Regions from separate parts of the Homo sapiens genome. Here region 1 is linked to region 2. Evidence: chromatin contacts called from ENCODE Hi-C data. All regions are on one chromosome and are shown on one strand. Each heading gives the region's core, a stretch centred on a gene start or an enhancer-like site at or near the end of the contact. The rest is flanking DNA. Distances are from core to core; before and after follow the strand shown.

What was found. Hi-C counts contacts between places; a loop is a spot of excess contacts on that map. Pooled maps may share reads with other maps.
Region 1: a loop to region 2 is called in a map of naive thymus-derived CD4-positive, alpha-beta T cell, with 16 times the contacts of the local background. The contact joins the promoter of MICALL2 here to the promoter of BRAT1 in region 2. A Hi-C loop is called at or near these places in 1 of 168 maps with a recorded cell type or tissue (naive thymus-derived CD4-positive, alpha-beta T cell), 2 of 37 single-sample maps with no recorded cell type and 9 of 50 pooled maps.

The regions. Positions count from the first base shown.
Region 1 is chr7:1,455,680-1,461,685 of GRCh38, forward strand. It overlaps MICALL2 (MICAL like 2), which reads right to left and starts at 3,791. Exons shown (of 17, transcript NM_182924.4): 1 at 3,505-3,791. The coding sequence starts at 3,647. MICALL2-DT (MICALL2 divergent transcript) reads left to right here and starts at 4,240. Exons shown (of 2, transcript XR_001745046.2): 1 at 4,240-4,588. RefSeq lists enhancers at 1,745-2,467, 2,468-3,190, 4,614-5,165, 5,166-5,717, 5,254-5,548 and a silencer at 3,564-4,283.
Region 2 is chr7:2,553,716-2,559,733 of GRCh38, forward strand. It overlaps BRAT1 (BRCA1 associated ATM activator 1), which reads right to left and starts at 1,809. Exons shown (of 14, transcript NM_152743.4): 1 at 1,772-1,809; 2 at 590-732. The coding sequence starts at 716. IQCE (IQ motif containing E) reads left to right here and starts at 5,264. Exons shown (of 22, transcript NM_152558.5): 1 at 5,264-5,502. The coding sequence starts at 5,467. RefSeq lists silencers at 1,564-1,803, 5,146-5,655, 5,876-5,945 and an enhancer at 1,716-2,393.

The sequences.
Region 1 (6,006 bases), core at 2,541-5,040, 1.1 Mb before region 2:
GCCCCACCTGGCTGGCCTGGCGCCCGAGCTGGTTCCTTCACAGCTGCTCTCCCTGAGGGCCAAGCGGAAGTGCTCTCTGCGTGCAGCAGGAAGGACTAAGGCCAGACAAAGGGAAGGACTTCCTGGTGGCAGAGCTACAGACAGGGAGACAGGACGTCCACCCTTCTGCTGTCAAGGGGTCTTCACTGGAAGGAGAGGGGAATGAGGTGGCAAGGGCGGGGCCTCACACAGAGTCTGACCTCAGAGCTGCCCTGAGAGGACAACCGGTCTGTGCCTGTCCCTCACACGCGTTTCCTCCCTTCCTGAAGACTACTGGGGACAGGAGGGACAGCCAAGGGCTGCATGAGGAGACCTCCACCCCAGCCACCACCTCATCCAGAGGTACGGCAGGGAGCAGAGGCTGAGGGCACGGGATGGGGGTGATGAAGGCACAGAGGCAGGCACGTCCAAAGAGCCAGGGGCCAGGCGCGGCGGCTCACATCTGTAATCCCAGCGCTTCGGGAGGCTGAGGCAGGAGGATTACTTGAGGCCAGGAGTTCAAGACCAGCCTGGGCAATATAGCCAGAACCCATCTCAATTTAAAAAAGAAACAATATGCTGAGTGAAAGTAGCCAGACACAGGCCAGACGCAGTGGCTCGCGCCCATAACCCCAGAACTTTGGGAGGCTGAAGAGGGCAGATGGATCACTTGAGGTCAGGAGTTACACACCAGCCTGGCCAACATGGCAAAACCCCGTCTCTAGAAAAAATATGAAAATCGGCTGGGTGTGGGGGTGCACCCCTTTAACCCCAGCTACTTGGGAGGCTGAGGCAGGAGGATCACTTGAACCTGGGAGGCGGAGGTTGCAGTGAGCTGAGATCGCACCACTGCACTCCAGCCTGGGCGACAGAGCTAGACTCTGTCTCAAATAAATAAATAAATAAATAAATAGATAAAATTAAATTAAAAATAAGAAAATTAGCCAGGCATGGTCCCAGCTACTCGGGAGGTTGAGGTGGGAGGATTGCTTGAGTCCAGGTGTTCAAGAATGCAGTGAGCTAAGACGGTGCCACTGCACTCCAGCCTGGGCGACAGAGCGAGACTCCAACTCTGGAATAAAAGCAAAGGGCCCAGGCACCCATACAAGCGCATGTCCCCACACCCTGGTGCACACCCGACCCCCATGACACTCCGGGTTTTCCATCAGCCAGGGTCTACAGAGGCCCCCACGCCCCAACACCCATGGAAGCCTGTACTAGCTTCTTCCTACTGCCGTAACAAATTGCCACAAACTCTGGGGCTTAAAACACCAGGAATTTGTTTTCTCACGGCTCTGGAGGCCGGACTCCGACATCAAGGTGTGGGCTGGGCCTTGCTGCCTAAGGAGGTTCTCGGGGAGGGTCCTTCCTGCCTCTTCCAGCCCAGGACACCCTTGGCTTGTGGCTGCACCTCTCTGATCTCTGCCTCCAAGGGCACATGGCCTTCTCCTCTGTCCTTCTGCACGTGGGCACCTACTAAGCTCCTACCATATCTACTGAACCCCAACTGAAAGGCCCTTATCTGCAGAACTCCAACCATGTGCTGGTATCTACCGAGCCCAGTTCCAGGCACCAGGGGTGCAGCAGTGAACAAAACAGAGCCCCCACCCTCTGGAGCTGACAGTCCAGTGGGGACAGAACCAAGTCAGCCACAGCTTGGGTAACTCCACACCCACCGGAGCTGGGGGCAGAGGGCCTCCTCTCTCTCCCGCCTCCTTCCTGTTCTGGCCTCTGCACTCTCTGGAGCCACCCTGGGCTTTTATTCATTTACCTGTTCCCTGTCTGTCTCTGTGACCGGAACATTGCTCCCTGCATCTGGAGGCTGAGGGGAACTGGCACAGGACTCAGTGCTGGGTACACAGCAGGTACTCAATAACTGTCAGTGCACTGAGGAGATACACAGCGACCACCGTGCCAGTGCATGCACATGCACCTGTGCTCACCCTGGGCACTGCCCACAGGCACGTCTGAGCCGGCAGGGAGTACAGAGAAGCTCCCCAGGACCAGAGGGCCCCAAATCTCCGGCGACACCAGTGATCCATGAAGCTGGTGGCCAGCAGCCGGTGGCAACGCCTCTCCCCACCCCAGAGGCTTTTCGGGCTGGCCCCAGCTTGGATGCCTGGGCTCAGCCACCAGCCAGCCTCATCCAGGACCCTGCAGCCCCGGGGGTGGGGTCTCGCCTGCCTTCCTCCCCATTCCGGGTCCTTCTCCCAGTCTCCAGGTCCCTGGCCCTCTCCTTCAAAGCTCAGCGTCAGGCTTTCCATGTGGAAGCACGCACCTTGTGCCCAGCATCTTCTGCCTGCAAGGGCAACAGAGGCACGTTCCTGGCGAGGGAGAGCGGCTGCTGCCCAAACGCCAAATGGAAGCCCCTGGTGGCTCCACGAATGCATGTCACAACCTCAGAGCAGGGGCCGAGGCTGTTGCTCAAGACCCCAGCTTCCTGCAGAGAGTGGGACTGGCAGGACAGTGTCCAGGGGCACAGGGGAGGAGCCCCGGATCTGCGCAACGGGCTGGGGCTGTGTGACCTGAGCAAGGACCCCTCCTCTTAGCCTCGGTTCTCTGGTCTGCACAGCTGCGGCCTGACAGAGGCCCCAGGTGCTGCCTGTGGCTCCTCCCAACCCCGAGACCTTCCCACCAAAAACACACTCAGGAGAACGCTTTGCCCAGAAGGTGCCTGGGCTGCAGGTGGCCGTTGAGGGCCCCCCTTCCTGAGCGTCTGGCCCCCAGCCCCGACACACAGATCTCTGTCCCAGCAAGCCTGGTCCCAGTCATTTAGCCAAAGAGCGTTTGCTGAGTGAATAAACAATGGAGCAGGTCCAGGCTCGGGCCAAGATTCAGCAACGGGCAGGGCCAGCTGCCCAGCTACACACGCCAAGACCCTCCTGGGGAGAGACAGCCTAGTCCTCAACCCCTGCCACCTCCTGCTGCTCCCAGAGATGGGGGCTGTTCTCCATCTCGGGCCCTATCACCCGGGGCCTCAGAGGCCCGGCTGGCAGCAGCACCTGGGGTCTGGGGGCTTCCTGCCCTGCACTGGCCGCTCCCCCACAGTGGCCCTGGCCACATCCCCCCAGGGGCCTGAACAGGCTGGGGGAGGGTCAGTGCCCATACGAGGGCTATCCAGGGACCCCATCTGGTGGCCAGGCCCCTGGGCAGTGAGAGCCTCGGAGGGCCCAAAGAGGCAGCTCTGCTGGCCTTTCCCAGGGACACAGAGGGGGACTGGACTGAAGCCAGGGCCCAGGAGCCGCCCTGAGTCACGTCTGACTCAGCCGGCGGGCGGGGGATGCCATGGCTCTGGCCCAGCTGCATTCGGTGTCCGGGCACACTGAGGCCACTGAGGACAGCCTCGGGGGGCTGCACGGTGGGCTGTGCCTGCCCAGTCCCACGCCTCGGCTCCCCATCCCCCAGCCGCCCGGGCCTCAGTTTCCCCGCCCGTGTCAGCGCGCAGCCGAACAGCAGAAGAATCAAAGGGCGCCAGGCAGGACTTACATGAGGTCGGGCCGGTGGCGGTGCAGGATGGCGCAGAAAGCCAGGCCGTCGCGGAACGACGTGGTCATGTTGCAGATATTCACGTCGCGGTAGCCCTCGCACTGCTGCCGGCACCACTGTTGCAGCGCCCTGATGGCCGCCATGTGGGCGGCGCGCCCGCCGCGCGGCGGAACCGCCCTCCGACACCTTCCCGCGGCTGTGCCGCGACCGCCCGGCCGGCGGGACAGACGCTGGGACCGCTACGGAACCGCCAGACCCACGGCGCCCAGCCCCAGCTGAGCCGGACTGAGGGCGACGAGTGCCGGGTCCCTAAGAGAAGCCGAGCCCGGCCCCGCCCCCGCCGGCCCCGCCTCCTTGTAGGCCCCGCCCCCAGCCGCCAAGTCCTGCCTCCGGATAGGCCCCGTCCTCACACCTCCCAGCCCCGGCATAGGCTCCCGCCCAGGCAGGCCCCACCTCCCGACAGGCCCCGCCCCCAGCCGCCGGGTCCTGCCTCCTGATAGGCCCCGTTCCCACGCCTCCTGGCCCCGGCACAGGCTCCCGCTCCAGGCAGGCCCCGACTCCGGACAGGCCCCGCCCCCAGCCTCCAGGTTTTGCCTCCCGAGAGGCCCCGCCCCACGCCGCCCGGCCCCAGTACGGGCTCGCGCCCTAGGCACGTCCCGCCTCCTGGTAAGTCCCGCCCCCACGCTGTCAGGTCCCGCCCGACAGGCCCCGCCCCACGCCGCCTGGCCCCTCCCCAGGCCCCGCCCCGCCGCTGAGGGCCGAGACCCCCAACCGGTGAAGGGGCGCGGTCTGCTTGGGGGTCCTGCCATTCTGGACCCCTGCGGAGACCTGGAATTTTCTTTTTCGCCGCCCCACCTCCCACCACCATCTCACCCCACCGCCATGGAGAAGAGGCAGGAAAGGCCGTTGACAAACGGGGACACTGAGGCTCGAACACCCTGCCCTGTCTAGGGCCTCAGCCCTCGGCAGCCCGGCCTCCCGGGGAGCAGGAGGCGCCTTGTGTTTCAGGGTTTCAAAGGACGTCCGCATCTGGTTTCTCTTTCCAGGCCGCTACATGCCAGCGGGGGTTCCAGGCAAGGCAGAGGTGAGGCCTGGGCATTGCCAGAGGAGAAACTGAGGCCAGGAAGGGGGCCGTGGAGCCGGAGTTGCACAGCTGGCCTGTGCTTTTCTTCTGGGGGCCTGTGGGCAGGATCTGTTCCTGGGGCAGGAGATTCCTCAGGCTGACTTGCAGGGTAGTTCCAATTTTCCACTTTGAGCTGTGACAGAAGAAATAAGGAAAGTCCCTCTGCTGGGGCCCTAAATTATCCCAGACTGGCCCCTGGCCCCGTTATCCTTGGGGAACCTTGTCTGTGGCCACGGGGGCTGGACGAGGGCGGAATCACTGACACCAGCCATGTGAGGGGGGCCTACCCTCCTGGCTGTGGGGCCAGGGCTTGTCTGGGCAGGGCCTGCAGGAAGGAAGGTGTTTTCCCGCAGTAGCCCCTGGCAGGGAGTCAGGGCAGCTTCTCTGTGCCCCTTGGGAGGAGGAGAAACTGAGGTCTTCCAACCCCAGCCAATGGTGCTGTTCCAGATCTTTTCTGAGGCTGGTCCCTGGTGAGACACCGTAGTGTTCATGGCCAGCTGCCTAAGTGTCAGTGAGGCCTGTGTGTAGGTGGTGAGCTCCCCGTCACCAGGGGCATGCAAGCAGCTGCTAGGCAGGGAGCCCTTGTGGCCTGGGAATGTGGCTGGCCCTAACCGCTGCTCCGCCACAGTCCCTGACCTGCGGATGTCAGGGGATATCGTGCCAGCACAGCCGGAGCCGGTCCTGGCACCGGGTTTTCTTGACTCCCAGGGCAACGGTTAGGAGAACCGGAAGAGCTGGAAAAGAAGGGAGAGATCAAGAAGCAGAAGCAGCGGGGCAGTGGGCGGGGGGAATTAGTGGGGGATGGGGGACACAGGGGTGGACAGGCGTTAGGGCCCAGCTCCCTTAAAAGGAGTGGTGTGGGAGGTGGCCTGGGTTTCACTTTTATCGTGAACTTTTACCACTGCACACTTAAAAAGCCATCTCACTGGTCACCCCGTGGCCCATCCTGCGCGGCCCCCCTCTGGCACCAGTGAGCTGGGAGGCAGCATTTGTGACGTTTGCCCACCAGCACCTCACACACCATGTCCCTCCAGGGTCCCCGAAGCCAGGAGCCAGGACACCCCCAAACAAATGGTCCTTTCTCCCCACTGCCCACGGCTGCCACCCTCCCATCCAGACGACCTGTCCCCCCGCCTCTGCCCACAGGGCTGCCTCCTGCCCCTCCAGCCACCACAGTCCACCCTCCCCAGCAGCCCGAGGGATCTTTCTAGAAGGCCTGACCAAGCCCTTCCCCTGCCGGGAGCCTCCCAGGCTGTCCTTCGAATAAAGTCCAGGTTGCTTATCAGACTTTCCGCAGGCTTATCACGCTGCATCTCCCCGGCCGCACCCTGCCACGCTGACCCCAGAGCTTTGCGCCCGCACCGGCCCCCAGCACCCGC
Region 2 (6,018 bases), core at 559-3,058:
TCACTGCAACCTCTACCTCCCGGACTCAAAGGATCCTCCCATCTCAGCCTCCAGAGTAGCTGGGACTACAGGTGCGCCACCAGGCACAGCTAATTTTTGTTTTTTTTTTTTTTAGAGATGACGTCTCGCTATGTTGGACCAGGCTGGTCTTGAACTCCTGGACTTAAGCAATCCGCTCGCCTCAGCCTCCCAAAGTGCTGGGATTACAGGTATGAGCCACTGCATCCGGCCCCTACTTTCATAATCAGAAAGAAAACAAATCTGATGTCTTAAACACACTAAATACAACGAGAACAACAATAAAACAAGTTTGTTCACGCCTTCTGTAGAACTGAACCTTGGGGTGCCCTGATCGTGGCTCAACTGGCTGAATTTCAGGCTCTAACTCTCCAGATCATTCTCTCGGGCTTCATCTTAACTTGCCCTCAGTCTGCCACAGATAATCCTTAGGAAGTGAAGGAAAGACATCTGATTGGCAGTTTCTGCCCTTCCTCCAGGACAGGGGAGTCCCCATCTGGCCCCTGCTCCCTGTCCCAGCCTCTGCGTCTGGTCTCTGGATAGGCAGTAAACAGCAGCACCACCTCCTTACCTCCTTCAGTGACCGTTTTAAACCAGTCCAGGAGCTTCTCCAAACAGGTGTCATCTGCCACCGGCTGCCTGGGATCTACCAGAACAGCACAGAGAGCCGGGAGCAGCTGGGCGCATTCTGGGTCCATGGTGAGGCCGCAGGCCCTGCAAAGGCAATGTGAGAGCCAAACCTCAATGCCCACTCCAGACCCAGCTCGCTCTAGTCACAGCAGCCCACCATGCCTGCTCAGGCCTGGGAAGGGGCCCCAGAACTTTCATCTCAGACCAGGAGAACCATGATCCCCAGACCAGAGGTCTGTACTGCAGGGATGGATGCAAAGCTTTGGTCTAGGTGGGGCCCTGAGCGCTGGTGGCGGGGCTGAAAGGGGCAGATGAGGGTCTAGCTGAAACCACAAGGCCTCCGGAACTCAAAGTCTGTCACCCTTGGTCTTTGGTGCAGTCGGGGCAACAGCGTGGTGCTGGCCCAGGCTGCAGGTGGGCCAGAGTCAGGGGCATCTTTGAGTTCCGGGGTCAGCCATGTGTGCAAGGGGATGTCTACCCATGCCCCAGGGCCAGCCTGGGCTGGAAAGTTTCTGTCCCTCCCAGCGTCAAGTGGTGGCTGCATTTGACGTCCTGAAGCCAGCAGGGGGGTGCGGAGGGGAAGGGGCGCCTGTCCGTGTGTCTGTCCCTCTCAGGGTCAGTGGTGGCTGCATTTGCTGTTCTGCAGCCAGTAGGAGGGTGAGGAGGGGAAGGGGCACCTGTCCGTGTGTCTGTCCCTCCCAGGATTAGTGGTGGCTGCATCTGAAGCCGGCGGGGGGGAGAGGGGGGCGGCGGGGTGCGGAAAGGAAGGGGCGCCTGTCTCTCCCAGGACCAGGTGTGCATCCGTGCGTCCAGCCTCGGGGGTGGGCGGGGTGGTCAGCGGCTCTGTCTAACCGGGGCACCGTCTGCCAATGCCCGGGAAGGCTGCGTCCCGGGAAGAGGAACCCTCCCCACACTTTGAAGTCAGTTTTGGCCGCGAGCGCCAGGCCCGAGAGTCCAGAAGGGGCGCCAGAGCAGGCGGCCACAGTCGGGCTGGGAAGCGAGCCCAGGTCGCGCACGCCCCGGGCTGGGCTGCTCCCTGGCCCGCCCGCCCCCCTCGGCCGGGTCTTGGCCTCCCCGCGCCCCACTACCACGACCTCGACCCCCGAAGGCCCACGCGCCTCACCGCTCGGTTGCGTCCTCCGCCGCAACCACCCCTCGCCCAAGGCTCCGCCTCCGGACAGTGCCACCTGCCAGGCCCGGAGGAGGCGGAGGACGGAGACGGCTGGCGTGGGGAACTGAGACTGCACCCCTGGAGGCCGCTCTGGAAGCCTCGAGGGCCCAGACTTGAAGGAAGGAGTTCAAGCTGAGAGGGGCTGGGGACAGGCAGGCGCCAAGCCGGTCGCTCCGACAGATCACCCCCGCCAGGCGCCTAGTGGTTCATGCCGAGCATCCGGTGGGTGGGCGGGGCGTCTCGAGGGCGGGGATCTCTGAGGAAGGCGCGGGGTTGTGTCCGGAGGGGCGGGGCTTCGCCTGCAGGGCGCCCAGTGTCTGCACCGGCGGGAGCGAGAAAACTATGTGCCGGAGAGAAGCGTCCTGATCCGTGCACCAAAGCCCTTGGTCATTTAGCTTCAGGTTCTCAAATTAAGTCCTCCGCGGCCGCGCTGTGGCTCATGCCTGTAATTCCAGCCCTTTAGGAGGCGCAGTTGGGAGGATTGCTTGAAGCCAGGAGTTGAGACCAGCCTAGGCAACAAAGCGAGACCCCATCTCTTAAAATTTAAAAAAAAAAAAAAAAAAAAAAAAAAAGGCCAGGCGTGGTGGCTCACGCCTGTAATCCCAGCGCTCTGGGAGGCCCAGGCGGGCGGATCACGAGGTCAGGAGTTCGAGACCAGCCTGGCCAACATGGCGAAATCCCGTCTCGTCTCTAATTTTTGTATCTCTAAGATATCAAAATTAGCCGGACGTGGAGGCGCGCGCCTGTAATCCCAAGTACTCGGGAGACTGAGGCAGGAGAATCTCTTGAACCTGGGAGGCGGAAGTTGCAGTGAGCCAAGATGGTGCCACTGCACTCCAGCCTGGGCTACAGGGCGAGACTCCGTCTCAAAAAAAAAAAAAGAAAATCAGCCAGACCTGGTAGCATGCGCCTGTGGTCCCAGCTACTCCAGAGGCTGAGGCGGGAGGATCGCTTGAGCCCAGAAGTTCAAGGCTGCAGTGAGCTATGATCCTGCCCCGGCACTCCAGCCTGGGCAACAGAGCAAGACCCTGTGTTTTAAGAAAGCAAACAGGCAGAAAAACTAGGTCCAAAAAATTGAGTTCAAAACACTAACTGTGTGTTCGAGAGTCTCAAAGCCAGTGGATAGACAAGGCTCATGTTCCCAAAGCATTGTTTTATAGCAAGATTGTTGGGAGCCAACACCAGATTTAGGAAACAAAGCAGAATTCCTATGGATATTAAAATTTAAAAATTTAAAAGCACTGACTTTGCTGGGTCACCTTTATTTTATTTATTTATTTATGGAGACGGAGTGTCACTCTTTTTGCCCAGACTGGAGTGCAATGGCTCAATCTTGACTCACTGCAACCTCCACCTCCTGGGTTCAAGCGATTCTCCTGCCTCAGCCTCCCGAGTAGCTGGGATTACAGGTGCGGGCCACCACGCCCAGCTAATTTTGTATTTTTAGTAGAGACGGGGTTTCACCATGTTGGCCAGGCTGGTCTCGAACTCCTGACTTTAGGTGATCCGCCCACCTAGGCCTCCCAAAGTGCTGGGACTACCAGCGTGAGCCAACGCGCCCAGCCGTGCTGGGTAACCTTGGAAAAGCAACTTCCCTGACGCTTGCATGCCCCCTGCACACACACACACACGTACATCCTTAGAACTACATGTGTGAAAAAGTTTGAAATGCACAGTTATCTTCCCTGAAATTTGGTTCCTCATTGTGAAATGAGATACTAACATTCACCCAGTTAGGTAATTGTGGAGTAAAGAAAACTCAACAACAGCACTGTGCTAAGTGCTTCACTTACTGTAAACTTGTATGATTCTACAGCAACGGTAGGAGAGTACCACTACCAGCCCATCAGATGAGGAAAATGAGGCACAGAGAGGCTAACTCATAAGGCCTTACAGCTACTGGATTGGCACAGTTTGGATTTGAACCCAAGCAGTCTGGCTCCAGATTTGAATATTGTATTGCACAGGTCCACAATTTTTTTTTTTTTTGAGGTGGAGTCTCGCTCTGATGTCCAGGCTGGAGTGCAGTGGTGTGATCTCAGCTCACTGCAACCTCCACCTCCCAGGTTCAAGCAATTCTCCTGTCTCAGCCTCCTGAGTAGCTGAGACTACAGGCACCCACGACCCCTGGCTAATTTTTGTATTTTTAGTAGAGACAGAGTTTCACCATATTGGTCAGGCTGGTCTCAAACTCCTGACCTCAAGTGATCCACCCACCCTAGACTCCCAAAGTGCTGGGATTACAGGCGTGAGCCACCATCGTGCCTGGCCCAGGTCCACAATTTCTTATCTCAAACTTTTGGGGACAAATGTTTTTTCAGAATTCAGAACTGTTCAGATTTTAGAAATGTGACATGGCACATGTACATTAAATATGAGATTACAGCAGAGTGTGACACACACCCCATAATTAAACGTATTAATAGTTATTCAGGGCCGGGTGCAGTGGCTCACGCCTGTAATCCCAGCACTTTGGGAGGTGGAGGCGGGCGGATCACGAGATCAAGAGAGCGAGACCATCCTTGTCAAGGTGGTGAAACCCGTCTCTACTAAAAATACAAAAATTAGCTGGGCGTGGTGGCACGCACCTGTAGTCCCAGCTACTCGGGTAGCTGAGGCAGGAGAATCGCTTGAACCCAGGAGGCAAAGGTTGCAGTGAGCGGAGATCGCACCACTGCACTCCAGCCTGGGCCACAGAGCAAGACTCCGTCAAAAAAAAAAAAAAAAGAAGTTATTCAGTGAAACTCACTCATGTACACCCCGTGGGATAAATAAGCACTATAAATAGCCTCAGCTCAGAGTTTTCCTCCCGGAGAGTTGAGGTTAGGACTGGTCTGGCCTTCAAATGAGTTGTGAAGGGCTTTCGGAAGTTTGTGGAATTCAGAATCACAGATAAAAGGTCGTAGATAGGCGCTGGCTCTATAATTAGATAAGAGAAGGGCAAAAAGTTTGCGAAGCCCAAGGGTGGGAGAGTGGCAAGAGGTACTTATGCACAGGGAGCACGTAGAGCAAAGCGCCCTGGGTGAGACCCTGAAAGCAAACGAAAGTTTATTATGTGTGTTTGTTTGATTGAGACAGGGTCTTGCTCTGTCGCCCAGGCTGGACTGTAGTGGTGCAATCATAGCTCACTGCAGCCTCGACCTCCTGGGCTCCAAGCGATCCTCCCACCTCAGCCTCCCGAGGAGCTGGGACTATAGGCGTGCACCAGCATGCCTGGCTTTTATTTTTATTTTATTTTTCGAGAGACGGGGTCTCGCTACATTGCCCAGGCTGGTATCAAACTCCTGGGCTCAATTGAATCTCCTGCCTTAGGCTCCCATAGTGTTGGGATTACAGACGCGAGCCACTGCGCCGGGCCGGTTTTTTTCCCCCTCTCAGCCCCCGCGCTCCGCCCCGGGAACTCCGGGAGCGCTCCTGGTCGGCCGGCCGGCGCCCGCGGACTCTGCGCACGCGCATGGTCGCCCCAGGGGGAACGCAGGTCGCTTACCCGGCTGGGTAGGTCGGCGGCCTGGTTGCCATGGCAGCGGGGTCGCGGGCCGGCGCCAGGGAAGGCCCCGAGGCTGCGGGCGGCCAGGGCTGCCCGCGGATTCCCAGACCCGGACGCCCGAGCCAGCAACCCTGAGGGGCGGCCGGGCAGCGCCGCCACCATGTTCCTGGGCACCGGGGAGCCGGCCTTGGACACGGTAAGAACGGGCGAGGGGGCGACGCCGGGCGGGCGTCCGCGAGGCCTCGGCTCGTCTCCGTCGCCCGCAGCCTCGGGGCCCCGCGCAGGGGCCGGCCCGGGGCGTGAGGACGGGGCGCACGGCCGGGTGACAGCTGCCATTATTGTTACCGCACAAGAGCGCGCTGCAGGCCCCGCGCCGCCTGCAGCCTCGCCCGCGCCCGCTTTCGCAGAGGCCGCCGCTTCCAGGAAGCTCTCCGGGACGCCGCGCCCTCGCCTCTGGGCGCCTGCGAGTCTGCGGCCCGCAGGTGACGGAGCTCACGGTGTAAGTGCCTCCGGGCACCCCCGATCTAAGGCGGGATCCACGGATCCCGTGTGGCCCCAAGCCTTCGGGGTGGGAGGGAGGCAGCCCCAGGGTCTGGGAACCCAGCTTGGTCAGAGGAGGCTTCCTGGAGGAGGGTGGGGCCCGATGTACTCCCCAGGGCGAGGGTGCATGAGCCTTAGGTTAGTTACTTTGCCCGGTAAATATCTACTGTGT